Regions from separate parts of the Homo sapiens genome. Here region 2 is linked to region 1. The links are chromatin loops, found by intact Hi-C in ENCODE. Cell type or tissue: uterus. All regions are shown on one strand. Links, peaks and the distances in the headings refer to the core of each region. The heading gives the core; the rest is flanking DNA. Region 1 overlaps QTMAN (queuosine-tRNA mannosyltransferase). Region 2 has its middle 31 kb from the start of ARHGAP15-AS1.

Region 1 (9,564 bases), core at 3,553-6,052:
TAGCATAAATTAGTCCTTAATATGTGCTTGCTTTGTAACAAGTACTGCACATACATTTATTTAGTCTTGTGAGATAGGTATTATCATTCCAGTTTTTAAAATGAGGAAACTGAGACACAGAAAGGTTAAGTAACTCACCTAAAGCCACATAGCTAGTAAATCATCCAGCAGGAATCATTTTTGATTCTGTGTCTGTAAAGTCTGTGTGCTTTCCTTCATTTATTTATTTTTTATTTTTTTGAGATGGAGTTTCGCTTTTGTTGCCCAGACTGGAGTGCGGTGGCACGATCTTAGCTCACCGCAACCTCTGCCTCCTGGGTTCAAGCGATTCTCCTGTCTCAATCTCCTAAGTAGCTGGGATTACAGGCATGCGCCACCACACCCGACTAATTTTATATTTTTAGTAGAGACAGGGTTTCTCCATTGGTCAGGCTGGTCTCAAACTCCAGACCTCAGGTGATCCATCCACCTTGGCCTCCCAAAGTGCTGGGATTACAGGCGTGAGCCACCACGCCCGGCCTATTTTAAAGGAATATTTTGGGTTATGGATACACAGGAGGTGATCCTGGTCATGCACTGATACTCCACATACATATCGATGTCCAAACTGGTATTCCCAAGAAAAAAGAAAATGATCAAGCATGTGCTAGGTCAGTGTTTTCATGACCAATTAATGGATCATAAAATCAATTTAGTGAGTCATGATCAGCATTTTAAAAAGAAATGAAATAAATAAGAGGAAAAGAAAACATTAAAAAGAACTACCCATAGTACTATTTCATGAAACTTTTGTTTCAGATAAATGTACATATATGTACCAGATCACAGTGTTAAATGTACTGTGGGTTGGAGTAAAAAAACAAACTTTGAAAGTCACTGTGCCAGATCATCTATTGCCAATCTTATGTAAAAATAAAAATTTAGCTGGTTATCTGCAAAGGGGTAGAGGACTAGAACATAAAATCATAAGATACTCTTAGGTTTGGTAAAATAATGGCACAAACCTATATACACACACTTTTTATTATTCAGTATATTATTATATCCTCAGCTGCTATGACAATAATAAGCATGTTTTGTTGAACGCTTAGAAACTTAGTAACAGTACCTTCTACCTGAATGAAGCATCAGTGAGTTTATCAAGTACTTCACAAATCACATCCTTATAACATCCTGATATTGTTTCCATGCTTATTCTCAGAATAAATCATTTGTGGTTCAGAGTGGCAGAGACAGGACTTGAAACCAGAGTTTCTGCCTCCAACTCCACTCTCCTCCTTCCAGCACAGCAGACCTGCTGCTTCTGGACGTCATTTAGCCAAGGCCAGATTGAGGGTCTACAAACATTTCGCCTTTCAGCATATTCAGGAGCCTTAAGTCACCCCACTCTGCATCAAGGAATTAGAAACAAACAAACAATGTTAGGCAGATCTGTACCCTAGCCACTCCACCAAAAAACAATGTTAAAACAAAACCTGGCCGGGCGTGGTGGCTCACGCCTGTAATCCCAGCACTTTGGGAGGCCGAGGCAGGCAGATCATGAGGTCAGGAGATCGAGATCATCCTGGCTAACACGGTGAAACCCCGTCTCTACTAAAAAATACAAAAAATTAGCCGGGCGGGGTGGTGGGCGCCTGTAGTCCCAGCTACTCGGGAGGCTGAGGCAGGAGAATGGCTCGAACCTGGGAGGCGGAGCTGGCAGTGAGCAGAGATTGAGCCACTGCACTCTAGCCTGGGCGACAGAGTGAGACTCTGTCTCAAAAAAAAATTTAAAAACCAAAAAAACAAAACCTTCCCACACAGGTTCAGGTCCTTAGAACAAAAGAGAAAGACTGAATAATAATCTGAAGACAGCACAACAAAGGTTCTTTGCTCACTCTAATAAAAATGATTATAAAAAGAGAACTACAAACAGAATTCTACTTTCCCATAGACCTCTGTAGCCCCCAGAATGTAAGAGCTGGTAGATACCTTGCGGATCATTTAGCCCAGCTTCTCATTTGTAGAAGAGGTAACGGAAGCCCACAGAGGTTAAGTGGGTGAGCCTGAAGTCACATGAGTAGCAGAACCCCTAAAGACAAAATCTTGTTAACATGTATATTTTTAGATAAATCACAGTTTACTCAAGAAATGTTAAAGAGATGTGATTTAGTGTCAAAAAGGAGTTGGTTGTAAGGGTTCTGCCTTGGGTTACATGAAGGATGATGAACCCCTGACCTGGCCTGGATGATGGGGCTGACATAGCCTTTGAACTTCAACTAGGCCTGACTCCTGCCCACCAGCACTGCTCTGAGGCCAACTGTTCTGGGATCAGCACTCCTAATCCCTGCCCGAGATGCCCTCCAGAGACAGAATGCAACTCCTTACTATAATGCTAGTAATGCCTTTCTTTTCCCCTTCCTTGCTTGGCTTTTTTCTGAAGCAAAATTCTTTCATTAGCTCCTAATGTTGACAAGTGTGATATCCACTGATCAAACAGGTTGAAAATAATATGCACTTTAAAGATATGGTTTTATAATATGTATCTGACTCTGGGGGCTGTTGTTTAATAAGATTGCAAAATCCAAAATTGGCCCCTAAAAGCTTGAAAGCACATCCAACTTATGTTTGATGCTCTGTAACTAAGAAACAATTTTTGAAAAGGAAGAAGAAGATAAAAAATGAACTTAGGCTAGCGGAGTAGATGCCAAATTTCAGTCCCTTGAGCTGGAAAAACCTTCCAATCAGTCTGTAAATGAGTTGAAGGAGACTCATGCACTCCTAAATATTTATTGTTGCTAAGTTTTATTGCTGTTAATATTCAGGTAATGGATTACTTTTTGTCCTTTGAAGTCAAATACCACCACTTAAGTGGTGACAAGTATTCACCTCCCTGAAATGGAACACACACACACACAGACACACAGACACACACACACACACACACACACACACACACACCCCTCTGAGAGTTTTACCTTCTAAAACGGATTCAAGTGGAGTTTTTTTTTTTAGGTAATTAAAAAAGGAAGAAGGAAAAGATCATTAGCCTTCATATTTCACCCTATGATGAATATTCAATTCAGTCAAATGCATGGTTTTTTGAGGCTTTTTGTTCTTATCTCAGGATTTGTGAAGGCATGAAGGTAATCGCGTGGTGCAAAGAAGGAAAGAGGAGGCAGAACTGAGGCATCCACCAGAACTGCTCACACGGGTGGGCAGCATTACAGAAATGGATTTAGCTAGAGGGGGCAGGAGTCACTGAGTGCAGCTAGAAGGGCACAATAGTGGGAGGTGGCAAGTACCCTATTTCCCTGTCCCCTCGAGTTCCAGAGAAGGATCCACTAAGAAGGTCCATCTACAAGTTTAGGCTCCCTCTAGATCCTGGGGCAGTCATGCCTGGATCATGACAGAGACCTAGAACCTGACCATCAGGTAGAAACAAATGAAGTTCATCAAGCGGCAAAGTGGAAGAAGGTATATATACAATGGTTAGAATTGGACTTGGAACCTAGACCTTCTAGGATTAAATATTGGCCGCACCACTTACTAGTTTTGTGACCTTGGTGACCTTACCTCACCTCTCTGTGACTCAATGTAGCACCTGCTTCGGATGGTTATTTTGAAGATTATATTAGCTAATACATGTCAAGTTCTTAGTATGACTTCTGATACACAGTGAGCTATGCTATATTTTACTATATATAGGTATACTTTACTGTACTCTAGCTTTATGATGTCATATTTAAAGAAGCAGCCAGTACTAAACTTTAGCCAATGCTGGAATGCTGCCACATATTTAGGTTTTTCAGTAAAATCTAGAAATTGAGAATTTATGTGAAATGTCAAGACTTTTAAATGTGAAATGTCATGACTAAATTAAATGAACTAACTCAGGTCTGGTTTATTTTTAAAGAACTATGTGTGGTCTGAACAAAACATGTCTGCAGGATGAATGCACCCTGAAGGTTGAAGTTTATGATTGTGGCAATCAAACCTTTGACTAAAACTTCAGGGTCACGAGCCCCTCTCTTGCTTCATTCTTTGCTCCAGCACTTCTCACCATCTGACACACACTGTACTTGTTTGTCATCTGTCTTTCCTCCCTCCAATCACCACACAAGAATGAAGCTTCTTGGGGGCAAAGATTTTTGTTTTGCATACTGCGATATTCCTATATCCCAGAACAGGGCATGGGATACAGTAAACACTCAAAAGGTGCTGAATGAATAGTCATACTCAATCTTCACTCTCTCCTTCTAGGACTGCCCCAGTCTACACAAATCCCTTCCTTCTAGCAGACTGAGTCACACAAGAATAAGGAGAGTGAAGTCTACATGTTGGGGACTAGAGTGAATCGAAGCTTTTCTGGAAGGAGCTCCGTGAACCTGGCTTTGAGAATCTATAAAAAACAAGCCAAGTAAAATGTCCAAGAGGTAGTGGTGCTGAAGAATCCAAGAACTTTTCGAAATACTTAACAAAACTATCACAAATGTATTCCAATAAAACATTTTGCGATAGCAAAACTATCTCTCTCAAAAAATTTTTGACAGTGTGAATCTCTGTATATTAAGATAATTTTACTTCCATTTGGAGATCCATCCAAAATTGCACCTTTGTGTAATACCTGAACAAAGGCAATCAGAGTTAATTTCTAATAATGGCTCTAAAGTACCCACACTGCCTACAAATTATTTTGAAATATCAAGGTGGCCAAGACGTTGAACTTCCCTGTATGACCAGAAAAAGATAAAATGTGTGTATGTTGTCACTTAAGGCAAATTAATTGGCTCCATGGCAACTAAGCTGGTAGACAATAATAAATTATAAAACTCACTTTTAATACATTGGAAAACTTTCTTGAACAACTCTATCTCCTTCCATCCAACCATCCATTTATTCATCCATTATATGCTCTCAAAACTACTATCCTTGATGGTTTAAACTTGTTATTTATCAAGTTACTGAGAGACCAAGATATATATGCAAGAGGTAAAGTGCTAAAGGTGAAGACATGCAATTCTTGCCTTCATGAAGCTCCCAGTCTCTTATGGGTACCAATCATTAAATAAATCCTCAAAAAATCATGATGATCCTGACCACTTATCTCTCATATGACCTGGTCTCGGTCCCCAGAAATGGCAATCTGACCTTCAACTATGTGTGCTAATGTTTCCTGCTCTGATTTTCAATTTGACCATAGTGGGTTTCTTCTAATCATGTGTCTATGTTGATTTTTAAAGCTTTAATTATTGCAGGAGAATTATAATACCTCTTCCAAGTATTTATGATTTCTCAACTGAATCTCTTTTTTCAAGATTCAGTATTTGAAAAACCTCCAAATTTCCCAAGAAATAATGTGAAGAAACTCCCACATGGAAACATTATCCACGGACCATGGTATGAATAACCAGGATCCAGGGTTTAGAAAGATCTTTTCTTTTTCACTTTTCAGAGTAAGGGTCTCACTTATGTTGCACAGGCTGGCCTTGAACTCCTGGGCTCAAATCTTCCCACCTCAGTCTCCCAAGTAGCTGCTGGGACTACAGTTGTGCATCACCACAGCTGGCTATATGGGAGAACTTTTCTAACATAAACAACATAGATTGGTTAGTCCAGAGAAAGCAAGGTAACAAAAGTCATTGCGAAGATTGCAAAAAGTCTGCAGAGAAAAACCAGAAGGAAAAAAAAAAGAAAGAAAGAACCCCCCTCCCCCACCCCGCTAAACACACACACACACACACACACACACACACACACACAAAGAAACTTTTGGAGATGTGCTTTCTCTCTTTCTCTTTGGGATTTTCCTCTTCCCCTGTCCAATCTTTCCTTGAACTCTGATGTTCCACAAGGCTTGATCCTTTTCTGCTTTCACTCTATGCATTCTGCTAAGGGCTGCAAACTCAAATATCAATAGGAACTAAGTAATATAAGCAGATGAAGTGAGTTGGTTGGTACTCTGGCAAAAAATAAAATAAAATAAATTTAAGAGTGCCCAATCTATTGGTACTGCCTTTTTCTTAACCCAGCATATTGTCACTTTCTTGGAATTTAGGCATAATATCACTAGGTCTATTAATAGGTTATTATATAAAATCCATGAATTTTTTAAAAAGCAAAATAAATGAAGCAAATTTTAGAGACTGATATAGCCTAAGGAATACCAATTTCTGGCTTCTAATTTATACTGTATCAAGTTTAAAATCTTTATCTTTAGATCTAACACTCTCAGGAGTTCTAGAGACATGTATTAAACTTCCAACAGGATATATCCAGGGACGCTCCAAACTCCTAGTTCCAATTCTTGAGCTCAAAACTGTGTCCTATAATCCTGCTCATTTCTCTGGACTTTTTTATCCTGTTGAATGGTACCATCTGTTACACTGGGTTCTGCCTTCTTCCCTTCTTCTTAGCCATCCCCATCTAATCAACCCCCAAGTTTCAAAGAGTCTCCTCAATTCCTTGTCCTTGTCCCTTTAGCTCATTCAGTCCAGACAATTAGTGCCTCATTTCAATGATTACAATAACCTGATAGTTTTCTCCAATTTAATGTTATGAACTCCATCACAGTTAAATATATAACAAGGAAAGCTGGTATTGTTTCTACTCTGCTCAAATGTCTTTGCTGGCTCCCAGTATCCTACAGGATAACATTTGCCTCTTTAGTGCAGCAAGCATAGCCCTCAGATTCTGGCCTCTGACTGCTCATCCAGCCTCATCTCCACTCATTCCAAACATATATCATAGCTTTGCAGAACTACTTGTTTTATTCCAGAACATGCCATAGTTTTTGTGCCTCTAGTTTTTTATATTTTCTCTTCTCTTTGCCTGATATACTCTCATGCTAGTCCCCTTCTCCATACAGTCAACTCCTACACATCCTTTAAGCCTCAGTTCAAGCCATTCCTTTCTTCCCTGTGAAGATTTAGGCTCTCTTTTGAATACAACTGTACCCAAGCAAACACAGACTAATCATTAAGGATAGGAAAAGGATAGCATCATTCATCCTTATAACAGAGCATTTAGTACACCATCTGGCACACTGTGTTGGCTTCATAAATATCTGTTAAATAAAGGATGAGTGAGCTGTGGGTTTTCAGAAGAAAGAATGCACAGTTGGGGAAAAGAAAGAAAGAAATGAGGGATTTGGATTTGAATGATCTCTGGTATAGACTACTGCCAGAGCCTTCTACCTAGTCTACGAATTAATCAAATCATGCCTCACCCCTATCCAACCCTCCAATGGCTTCCTATTGAACTCAGAATGAACAAATGCAAACTCATCACTAAGACAAGGCCATCCCCACCTTAACAGCTTTGCCTCCTATACCTCTCCCCTTCTTCCCTGGGCTTATTTCCACTCTTAGAATGTGCCACATGTTACTTCTGCTGGAATGCTCGTCCCCCTATTGGCCTTCACTTCTTGTCAATCAGGTGTTAGCCAAAATTTCATCTCTCAGGGACGCCTTCCCAGGTCACCTCATCTAGCTACCACACCACCTTCCTCCTACTCACCCCTCTTTTTTCATTACCTTATCTTCTTTACTTCACAGCTCTTAACTATATCTGAAATTATTTTAACTTATTTGCAGTCTCCACCACCAGAATGTAAATTTCATTCACCTCTCTGTGCTTGTCTTTGTTTTTCCTGGAATAATATCTACCTTCTCTGGTCAGTTCTTAAGAAGTTCTAGGAAAGAATCCCATCAAACTTTTGATGTATAGAGTTTGGCTCCACTAAAAAAAAAAGTCTGAGTACAATGAATATATGTACCATACAAATACAGATTATGTAGGTTAACCTACATAATCTATCCTATGTAGGATAACCTAATCCAAGCATCTTAATTTTTTTTTTTCTTTTTTTTGAGACCGAGTTTTGCTCTTTCGCCCAGGCTAGAGTGCAATGGCACGATCTCGGCTCACTGCAACCTCCGCCTCCCTGGTTCAAGCGATTCTCCTGCCTCAGCCTCCTGAGTAGCTGGGATTATAGGCGCCTGGCACCACGCCCAGCTAATTTTTGTATTTTTAGTAGAGACAGGGTTTCGCCATGTTGGCCAGGCTGGTCTCAAACTCCTGACCTCAGGTGATCCACTCACCTCGGCCAACCAAAGTGCTAAAATTACAGGTGTGAGACATCGTGCCCAGCCCAAGCATCTTAATCTTAAACAAAAGGATAAACTGCTATCAGATCTTTATATCCTCATAATCATGGCTTTCTCTACAACCAAAATTTGTAGTCTCCTCTTGTAGGCAGGAGCTATTTTGCTAGGCTATAATTTTTACATCATTCTCAAATGCATATATCTGCATGGAGAAATTGTATGACTTGTCTTCAAAGAAAATTATTGAAAATTAAGCTTTCAAAAATACTGACTCCAAAATAACTGTTAATGTCCAAGCATGTAAACAGAAATTAACAATTACCATTTCACAGCCCTCCAAATGTTTATAAACATAAAGCCTACTTCTTTCTAAAAGTATGAATATCGAGTTTCCTTTTTTCATTTTAATAATGGTCTGAACTAACTTTAGGTAAATCATTATGGAAAAATAATTTTAGAGAATCATGTCATCATATAATTTTTTTTTTAGTGAACTGTTCTTTTTATCACCTTGAAATTATAGTTCCCAATACAGTGTCCTTGTTAAGTATGAATATTTTGAATTTAAATATTTGTAGTCTATGGCTCAGGAAAAGTAGGGAAAATAAACACAAATAAATATTTGTGTAACCTGAAAAAACAGGACCAAAATATCTTCTGAAATCATGACTTCATTTTTTTATAGCTTGGAAGTTCGAGAAAACAAAATATTTATTTTGTCCAGGAACTCTCCTCTCCTCTTATAATTAATATTTGATAAGGAATAAGATTTCCATCAATGTATGAAAATTTGACTGAACATTCACTGTGGTTCTCTTCTGGGCAAAGCTACTTTTACAGCTTACAAGTTCCCTCCATTATTGCATTTTCTTTGAATTGCTTTATTAATTAGATAGCATGGAAAATAAGTCTCCAATTTGTAAAACTATATATAATTGAAACCTAAATATAAATTACTGTGGCATCACTCTGTTGACTTTATTAGCAGGTAATAATGGCTGATGAAGATAATAATATGTAACAAAAACTCTTCCTCCTCTACTAACATTTATTGAGTACTTATGACCTAGGTGCTGACATGTTTTACCTTCACTGTAAAGTAAATTGTATGAAGTAGGTACTATTAATGCTGCTGATACAGAAGGGCTGGGCTCCTGGCTAAACCCCACCCTCAAGCCTGGACCCGTGGCCCTAAATGAGAACAGGCATTCCTGTTTTTGTGCCCAAATGTTACCATTTGGCCTGCCACACCCCCCATCCTGTGCCCATATAAACCCCAAACCCCAGGCTCCAAGAGCAGAAGAGTGGCAGAGTGGCAGAGCAGAGAAGGAGGGAAGAGAGGAAGCGTCTGAACATCGAGAGGAGTTCGACTGGGGACAGTTAGAGAGGAGATTGGCTGCGGGATTGCCGAACTCCAGGGGAAGATTATCTTCCCACCCCATCCCCTCTCCAGCTTTCCATCCTGCTGAGAGCCACC
Region 2 (9,564 bases), core at 3,901-6,400, 250 kb before region 1:
AATGAAAACTGGTTTTAAACATGAATACCCTGACTTGCTGTTACCGCAGTTACTTTATATTTACATTTAAAAATATTAATACAAGAAGCCCTTTGTTGCTTGCTGATGCCAAAGTATCCAAGTTCCAAAAGCCCATTTTGAAAATCTCTTACCAAAATTCATTTAATACATCAGAAGTGCCCAACAGAGGGACATCATGGAAAATTGCCCATAGTTTTTAAGAAGTGAAAATACAGGCAGTCCTCATTTTTAATATGGAGGGTTGGCCAATCAACCATGGCTTTCCTCAAACAGTGACTTGATCGGACTCCATCTCACTAATAGGAAGCACCACAATTAGTGTTTCTAGCTTAATTTTTGCTCATCACCTTTCTTCCAGTGTATGTCCAAATAATATTTTGAATTTAATCCATGCCTGACAAAATCAGCCTGAGGTGAAGGACCTGGTCCATAGGGGTTTTCCCTGGGGCTAGAAAGATCTAAGAACTACTTCAGATAAAAGCCTCAGCTTCAAAGAAGCTGAGCAATCTAACTAGCAGTCCTGACACCTTCCCTTTGAAAAAGAGTGAGTGTTTTAGTTTGCTAGGGCTATCATAACAGAATACAACAGACTTGGTGGCTTAAACAACAGAATTTCATTTCCTCACAGTTCTGCAGGCTGGGAAATCCAAGGTCAAAGCGTAAGCAGGGTCGTCTTCTCCCTGTGTCGTCACGTGGTCATCCCTCAATCTGTGTTGTTTGTGTTTAATCACCTCTTCTTATAAGGACAAAAATGGATTAGAAGCTACCCTCATGACTTGATTTTACTTACTTACGTCTTCAAAGACCCTGTTGTCTTCAAATATAGTCACATTCTGAGGTACTAGGGGTTAGGGCTCAAACATATGAATTTCAAGAAGACACAGTTCAGCCCATAAAAGTGAGGTTGGAGAAATTTGTCTTTGCTGCCCTCATACTTGCCTTGTTGCAAACTTTTCCTCCCCTAGTGGTTCACTCACCCAGTAGTTTCATTCTTAAAGATCTTTTACTTTCAGTTCTACCAAAACTTTTGAATAGGATATGAAAAGCTCATGTTATATTATGACTTAAGTGACAACTAAATTTTATGTATTAACTTTTTCAAGTAGATTTGCTTTGAAATAGGAGGCTAAGTGCTAATCAAAAAAAAAAAAAAATGCATTTCTGAAATTTCAGGCACCAGCAAACCAAACCAAGGTGGTGTGGTATGTTGTGTCCTTCCCCTTGCCTTTGAAAACACATCACATAGGAAGCCATCTCAGTCACCTACTTGTAAAGGCAACTATGGTCCTTGCTTCCCTATGCTAACTGTCATCGTAATCATTCAAGCCTACCTAACATATTTTCTTTATTGCATTTATTGAGTGCCAGTGGGATGCTACATCCAAAGAAGCTGGTAAAAGTTGGTAAGTAGTGCTCAAACACAAATCTCCAACTCAGAGCTATTAGAAATTATGTTTATGATTCAATAAATGGGTTGTTGTTTTCTTTTTTAACTATTGCCCAAACTGTGCCCCAGCATGACCCGGCTGGACTAATCCAGATAGAGGTACTATTTTGGGATGCCATCAATATAAGCTTCTGGCTATTTCTAGTCATTAAACATCCCATGGAACTTTTCATAACACTGAGGTTTTTAATCTTCAGCTTCTGGCCAAATTCCAACTGGAAACATTACGTTCTGCTTACTGTACCTAAACCCTCTCATATGGAAGCATGAGGGAGCTCTTTTATTGTATCATCTCCACAATTAAACTGCAATCTATAGATGTCTGTGTCGTTTTTAACATGGTAGAATGCAAGTTTATATAATTCTATAAGTTGCATTCCTGATCAAACAATTCAGTCATTACATTTCTTCAGGGTCTTTGGCATAAGCTGTGTGCTAACATGCATTTGATAAGTGCTAAATGTTATGTCGTCTTGAATCACAGGGAGTAGAACCCAGGAGTTCACCATAAAATTCTCTTTTCTAACAACAGGAAAATAGAACCTTTCTGCCTGAATTTCATTATTGCTCACATAGTTGTTTAGGAATTTGGTTTCAACTCAGAAACACACAAAATGTTACAGGCAACTTGAATTCATTAGGTTCTTTTGATTATATGGGAAGTTCAGAAGAATGAAAGCCCGGTCTTCCAATACACCATATCAAAATGAGTGGAGTTTCCAGTTTATAGTTATAAGGGGAAAAGAATATCAGTTTTTCAAAGGTCTGGTCACCTAACAATCAAAAGTTAAGCAAAATGATCTCACTGAGGAGGCCTTTACATGGGCCCAAAGTAATAGCTGTTCTCACCAGAGAAGGGATTTGGCAGGCATCTAGTCTCAAACCTAGGATGGGGAACTAGAAACACTGGGCACCAAACTAGGGCAAGAGTGGAGGGCACTGGGATGGAGCCTGCCAGCTTTTGCCAGTCTCAGCTTCATGGATGAAAAGGGTTCAAAGTTGTCTGCATAAGAGAGCAATTGAGGTGAGTGAGCCAGGTAGGCGGCCTTTTGTTCCATTTCTGTTCAAGTAGCCTGACATCTCTTGGGCAGTACGGGTTGGGTAATGAATCATTTTACAGCTGAGGCATATAAAATTTTCTTTGCAAAACACCTAGACTTATTCTTTCCTTGTGATTCCCGCTCAAATGATTTCAGGAGGTTCATGTGTCTATAACTATCACAGGTGAGGTCTGCGTCTGCACAATCCCACAAGGACAGAGCAGCCAAACTCATAGAAAAGCTTCTCCAGGACCAAATTCAATGGTGTCCCTTTGTAACCCTTTTTAAACTCTTATATCAAGAATACAGAATTCATATAGCCAACCTGCAATCCCTCACCATATTTGGAGCCCTGATTCCCTTTTTCCATGTACAGGGACAATGAGGAACAGCAATCCTGCAGCTTCAAGATCCAGTTCATTTACAAAGATATTTTTCTCCTATGTAACTTTGTTTTATTACTATCAAAATAGCACTTTTATGTGACTGAACAGATCTTCAAATGGAATCGAGCTTCAAGTATTAGACGGATTTCCTTCTGGTCAATAGGACAGTAAATAATGTGGCTTGCCAAATTCAGATGCAAGACAGACTTGATCTAAACTAAGATAGCTTAGAAAAAATAGAGATACAAAGCTTTAAAGAACGAGTATATACGTGGTATTTTATTGTACATTTAATTCCAAGAATTTTCACTCCTTCTCAAGAAGATATAACAAACTGGAAAACTATGAAAATGTATTTGGTGAAAGCCTAGGAGTGATATTCTCATTTAAGCTGTTTCCATTTTTTTCCCTCTTCAGATTTTGAAGCACTGTCTTTAAAACTGTAACATACCCAGAAGGGTTGGCAGAATTGGGACTGGAATAAAATAGGATACAATTTGTAAAATCATCTTCATATATTTGAATAAGGTATGCTTCCCCCTCTCAAACTTACTCTGTAAAATGGCTCTTATAGCAGTTGTTAACACCATAGTGTGAATATGAGGCAATGTGCTATCTCTCTGAGTAATATTTGCATTTTGGATCTCATTTCTAATTGTGGAATGAAATAATCTGTTCCAGATAAAAGAATTTTAAGTTTAAGCCCAGAAATTATTTTTAAGCTCTACTTGATCACCTTTTTTTGGTAGCTTGAAGGGAAGACTCACAGAAAAGTATTTTTTCTTGAGAGAATATTCTCTTCCTGCCAATTTTGCTTTACAAAACTACATTGTTTTACATTATGTATGTTAATCAATGCACTTGGAGACTGTAGGGAGCTGGAAGGACTTAGAGCTGGAAGGACTTTAAAGTTTATCGAATTCAATACCCTCATCCAGAGTTTTTAAAATAATAAATCTACAGCTGTCTTTAAACTAATCTTTGATACAAACTGCTATTTCATAATCGTCTTTCCCCAGACGAATCTCCATCAGTGACATGATTAGTAACTGTCTCTGGTGGTGCATGTCTTTACATCCAGACATGTCCATTTTGCACAACCACAGATACACTCGAGGCGATGTTACCGAACTGCCCTCCATGGATTATGTGCTATGAGTTGTTTTCCTCAATGTGATGATGCTTTTGCTTTAAGCAATGGATGATCTCTAGTTACTTCTCCTTATTGGCCAGTAGTGAACATGTGTGTGGCAGCAGGTTGGGGTCAGATATGAAACTCATGACCCATAAAAGAGAGATGTTGACAGGGCCCCATGAGGAGCACCTAATATGGGTTTCATTAACCAGGTGTTCTAACCAAGGAGTTAACCAGCTGCAGATACAGACAAATAGACACATACCCTTTTTTTTTTTTTTTTTTTTTTTTTTTGAGATGGAGTCTCGCTGTCGCCCAGGCTGGAGTGCAGTGGTGCGATCTCAGCTCACTGCAACCTCTGCCTCGCAGGTTCAAGTGATTCTCCTGCCTCAGCCTCCCGAGTAGCTGGGACTACAAGTGCATGCCACCATGCCTGGCTAATTTTTGTATTTTTAGTAGAGACGGGGTTTCACCATATTGGCCAGGCTGGTCTCGAACTCTTGACCTCACGATCCATCTGATTTGGCCTCCCAAAGTGCTGGGATTACAGGCGTGATCCACCACACGCGGCTGCACATACCCATTTTAAGATGAAATCGTTTTACCATCATTGGCCCACTTTTCAGCAAATGAATGCTAACACATTATCAAGTTTCCAAGCAATTATTCAAATCAGTGGAATGTACAAGATTTCTCTTTTTCTATTACTAAAGATTGTGTTGAGTTGTTAACTGGTGATGTGAATGAACAACCTAAAGAGTAGGGTAGAATTTATTCTTATGATTAATAACAGATATCATGTGGGCTCTGGCATGCTCTGCAAGGCTTCACATTCCAAAGCAAGAGATCACAAGTTACCCATGACATGATGGCATTTGGTTTTTAATGAGTGTATTTCATCTTAACTCATGTTGTCATGTGAAGCCATGATGTCACCTAAATGTAGTTAAGTCAGAAAAGGTGTCCTATTCTCCTAGTAAAATATTATTAGCATTTTACTAGTCTCTCGTATCCTATAATACAAGGCAAAGAGGGAATCCAAATGTCTATTATTTTTCTATGGTAGAAATGAACTTAGCATATTTTCAAGAAAAGACTACAGCTGTATGATTATATAACAAAGGCAATATTGTTCAGGATTTAGAATGAAGGAATTCAGAAAATAAAATGCAAGCAATACATAAATGTCTATATCTTAGAGAGTTTAAAACTTACCTAGTTTATGTGTAAATCAAATATATCCAGTAATACTGTGTCTTGAGGAAGTACATGAAAGGTTATCCCCAACCCTGAGGAACACTGATGTCCCAACCTTGTTTTCAACTGCAGCACATTTGCCTAACAGGGACATATTACGCAACATTGCACATAACACAGGAGGAGGATGCCAGTAGCTTGCCAGAGGTCCAGAGCCCACCCCCTTTCACAAGGTCTGATCCAAAGCAACACTGAACAGAGTACAGTGTCATTTGAGGGGAATAGGGCTGATCTAAGACCTTCAATAAGCTTCAAACCCACAGAAAAGTGACCCAGATCTTCACTGCAGTGTATCTGTTTAGAGGGAATGTGACGCCGACGAACCATTCTGGAGGATAATTTCCATGCTCCAGAATTTCCATGTGTTCCCTATGTCACCGGCAACAGCAGGTATCATAGTGTAGGACCGCATGTTACCACAGGGTCTAGACCATGACCTTACATGAGGTAGGTGCCTGACAAAGTTTGTTTATTTACAAATTTTGCATGTATAGCAACTTGGTTGACATTATCACCATCTTCATTCACTTTTATTCCAACTGCAGCCAAGAACCCAGCAGGAGCTGAATGGGAGGGGGACACTTTTGCAACAAAGTGCTTAATTAGTTCCCTCAGTTAAGAAATAGAGTGAGTCACAGGGTAGGATTAGAAAGAGAATGCAGATCTGTTTGGGCTAGTATGCTAAATTTAGCTAATGGTTAATTTGGTCCATCCTCAAGATAAGATGGAAGAAAGATATATTAATAAGTTGAACAGGTATGAAAAAGATGGGCTAGGGACACTCAACAGCTTTTAAGTTCTCTTGAAATTCACTTCCATAAAAACAGTTTCATTGTTTATAACTATTTGACAGAAGATTACCTCTAGCTCCAAAAGGACCAATTTTTAGTGAAAGCAAAATACTAACATCCATTAATGCAGATAACTAAAATCCAACCACTATGCAAATGATGGTGTTTAATTTATCTGCCATGCCCAATTTTTGCTGAAATTATTCTGTCCACATTTCCCTGCATGAGAGCTAGCACTAGGCTGCTTTGTGCATAAGGATGTCCACTGATTCAACCAGCAATGAAGACAACAAGCCCACCAGGAACCAGGGAGCTCCTTTCTGAGAGAGGTGGTTGTGATCCCTCATGGATCATAAATAGAGTCAGAATAGGGACCATGTTGGATCATGCCCAGAACTGCTCAGCTGAGAAAGCCTCTCAAGTAAGAGCCTGCTCTACTTTGAGTGGATGTTTTCATGAAGTCAAAATGCCTTGATGAGAGAAGAGCATGCTCTATAGTTTCCATGTGTTCAATCCTCAAAGTGCTTAAACTTTTAAAGAAAATGTTTCTGGGTAAGGAAATGATAAAAGGCCTTAGGTGTGGAGAGATAAAGATGAATTTTGAAATTCAGAAATAAATTAAGTCGAAAAAATTGAAAAAAAATCAAATTTATTTTGTCTTTGTTTGCCCTAAACACATGAATAGATATAATCTGATGAAAGCAGTGCCAAGTACTCCAGCAATAGCACCACCACCATAAAGAAATGACATCTAATTCTGTAAGTTATTTGGGTTTTTAATTTATGTAAACACTATCTGTTAGTATACTTCACCTTGAACTATAATTTATTGAACAATTAAAAATGCCAAGATACTAGTCAAGGAGATCTGGAGTAGAAGTTCTAGTAGACCCCTCTAGCTATGCTGGAGATAGTTGCAATGCCATTGAAATGATGTGCACATGATTTTGCAGAAGTAGCATCAGCACCAGGCATTTGCAAATGTGCTAAATTCTCCAGAACTTCAATGCAGGCAAAATGTTTAAGGACAGAAATAGAAAACTATGCTATAAACTAAAAGCAGCCTTGCAAGTAATTACATGCCCACTTCTCAGGGTGATAAATTACACTTGCTCATGCTTTTTATACTTTTTCTATGATTTATGAGAAGATTATAGGTAATCTTTTTCTTTCCATTGATACTAGTAAAGTTGCATCAAGGCCATACATGTCAGTCTGGAATAAAAAACTGAGTATGATCTGTAGCCAAAACAGGTGGTGAAAGAATGTAGTAGCTAGGATGTGAGACTGAAAAATAAGCAGGGTGGGGGGGGTGGGGACTATTGAATCATTGAACACCAGTTTATGCCACTGGTAGTGCAGCTGTGAGAAATAAAACTCAACTGTGTTCACAATTGCAATTGACAACCTGAAGACAAATGGAAGACCAGAGACAGACAGCTCCTAGAGATGGCTTGGCACCCATGAGTTTAGCCAGAACACTGTGCAAGGAAAATAGAATGCAGATGGGGAGAGAGGCAGCTGAGACATAAGGGAAGAGACTATAGGTATCAAGTCCATCAGGTGAACTTCAAGGCCAGGTGGTGGGCATGGGGCTGTGTCTGCTGTAGATGCTCAGAAATGGTCTCCTGGGAATTAGGCACAACCATGAGTTTCTCCCATAGCTACAGAATTTCCATGCCTGTAATATTTTCACCACTTTCCCAGGTGAATTGCAGTTTACTCCAAGACAACTCATCCCAGTCCAAAGTTTTTCTGTGGTCATGTGCTCTTTCATAGTGACCATGCCACCGTGAACTCTCCAGGCAAATGATCACTTTTGCCAAGTCACCCAAATATGAACTTCATTGATATTTCTCTCACAATTCACAATTTTTTGAAGGAGTGGGGGCTGTCTTTTCATTGCCAGGACTTCTACCTTAGTCCATACCTTTTTAACATAAAGTTATTCCAATGACTTCTCAGAGGTTTTTTTTTTTTTTCCATTTCAGAATCTCAAATTTTAAAGAGTTGTTTGTGTCCAACCTCCTCCTGCTGTAGGAAACCCTTCTAAAGCAATCTTGGTCACTCAGACTCTATTTACTGTCCTCTGAATGAGAGAGAGGTCTTGCTAGAAAGTTTTTATAATATTGATTCACAAATAGTTCTAATTGTCCTACTTCTATTTGTTGACTGAACAAACATATGCCTTTTCTTTATAATAGCCTTACATACATATAAAGATGACATTTATTTCTCTAATCATCTCCTCTACAGGTTAAATCATCCTGGTTCCTTCTCTCATTTAACTCATAAAATAATTTCTGTATTTCACCATCCTGGCCATCCTTTTCTGTGCAGACTCCATTCTGCCATGATTCTCTTCAAATGGGTACCCAGACATAATATCCTGGCATAGTCCAAGCCATACTAAGAGCCCGGGCATTGTAATTTCTCACAAGATAATTTCAATCTATGCAGCCTAAGATATTTCTAGCTTTTTAATTGTTACTTTATGCTCTTGGCTTAAATTTAGTATGTCATCAATGAAACCCTCCAACTCCTTTATCTCTGCTACATGATCAATAGTATTACTTTTCATTCTTCTGAAGATATCCATGTGGATGAAAGATTACGACTTAATGTTCAAACATGACCCAAAAAAGAAGTACAAAACTAGCAGATGGACCAATGCTGAACCTAAAAATTTAATTAATGATAGCCATCCTTTGCCAAAGAATGCTAGATATTTGTTCAGCTTATTTCCCTCTCACTGGGGCAGAGATAGTCTGGGGTTGGGTGGAGGAGGGGTAGAATGGCATGAACCTGAGTTCAAGTCACCAAAGAAATTGAATGTGTCCAACACATGGCAAGGCTTTCAGCTAGATAGAATGTAATCCATTGGGATTAGTAGAAAATAAATCTAGAAAGGCAAACTTAGAAAATATTACAGAGGATCTTAAAAGCTAGACAGTGACATTTTGTCTTTATTCAGTAGGCATCAGGAGAACTTAAAGATACTTTACCAAGTCAGTGACAAAATAAGATGAACAACTAATATCCATATAGCAACCAGATATTATAAAGTAATTCTTGCAGACATCATGTATTAGAACCCCACTCTAGAAAGGTTGGTCCAATGGTGACATGGAACATGGAGTCAAAGCAGGTACAGGAATAACTCAGAGCCAGGAGAAACCATGCAAGAAAATGTGGCTTTCAACTAAGAGAGTATGAAGTCTTTAACCAGAATAAAGGAAAGCCAAGATACAATTGACAATGAAAAGGAAGTGACTGGATGTGGTGACTGATAGGATGTAAAAAGCAGCAAAATCAATCATGACCACAAAATTTTAACTAGAAAAATGGTAGTTTTTAGAATAGTAGGGAGAAAACAGCAAGAGAAACTGGTTTTTTATGGTGTTGGAAAATGGTGGATTGATTGGGTGAATTAATATGCATGTGTCTCTTGGACATCTATTTTAAAAAGCTCAAGAGTAGAGAGTTG

What was found. Peaks named below come from ENCODE experiments on the same cell type or tissue, not always from the same donor. Only the 100,000 strongest peaks of a DNase experiment are listed, where the experiment ranks them.
Region 2: it touches region 1 in a loop (9-fold over the local background); 1 of 110 quality-filtered maps calls a loop at or near these places.

The regions. Positions count from the first base shown.
Region 1 is chr2:144,052,429-144,061,992 of GRCh38, forward strand. The region is part of intron 6 of QTMAN (queuosine-tRNA mannosyltransferase); the gene reads right to left. Among named protein-coding and RNA genes, the nearest start is that of QTMAN-AS1, 120 kb to the left of the region's middle. In uterus, for the core only: no CTCF peak of the experiment used is centred there; no DNase peak of the experiment used is centred there.
Region 2 is chr2:143,802,476-143,812,039 of GRCh38, forward strand. No RefSeq gene overlaps it. Among named protein-coding and RNA genes, the nearest start is that of ARHGAP15-AS1, 31 kb to the left of the region's middle. In uterus, for the core only: no CTCF peak of the experiment used is centred there; a DNase peak (open chromatin) is centred at 5,406.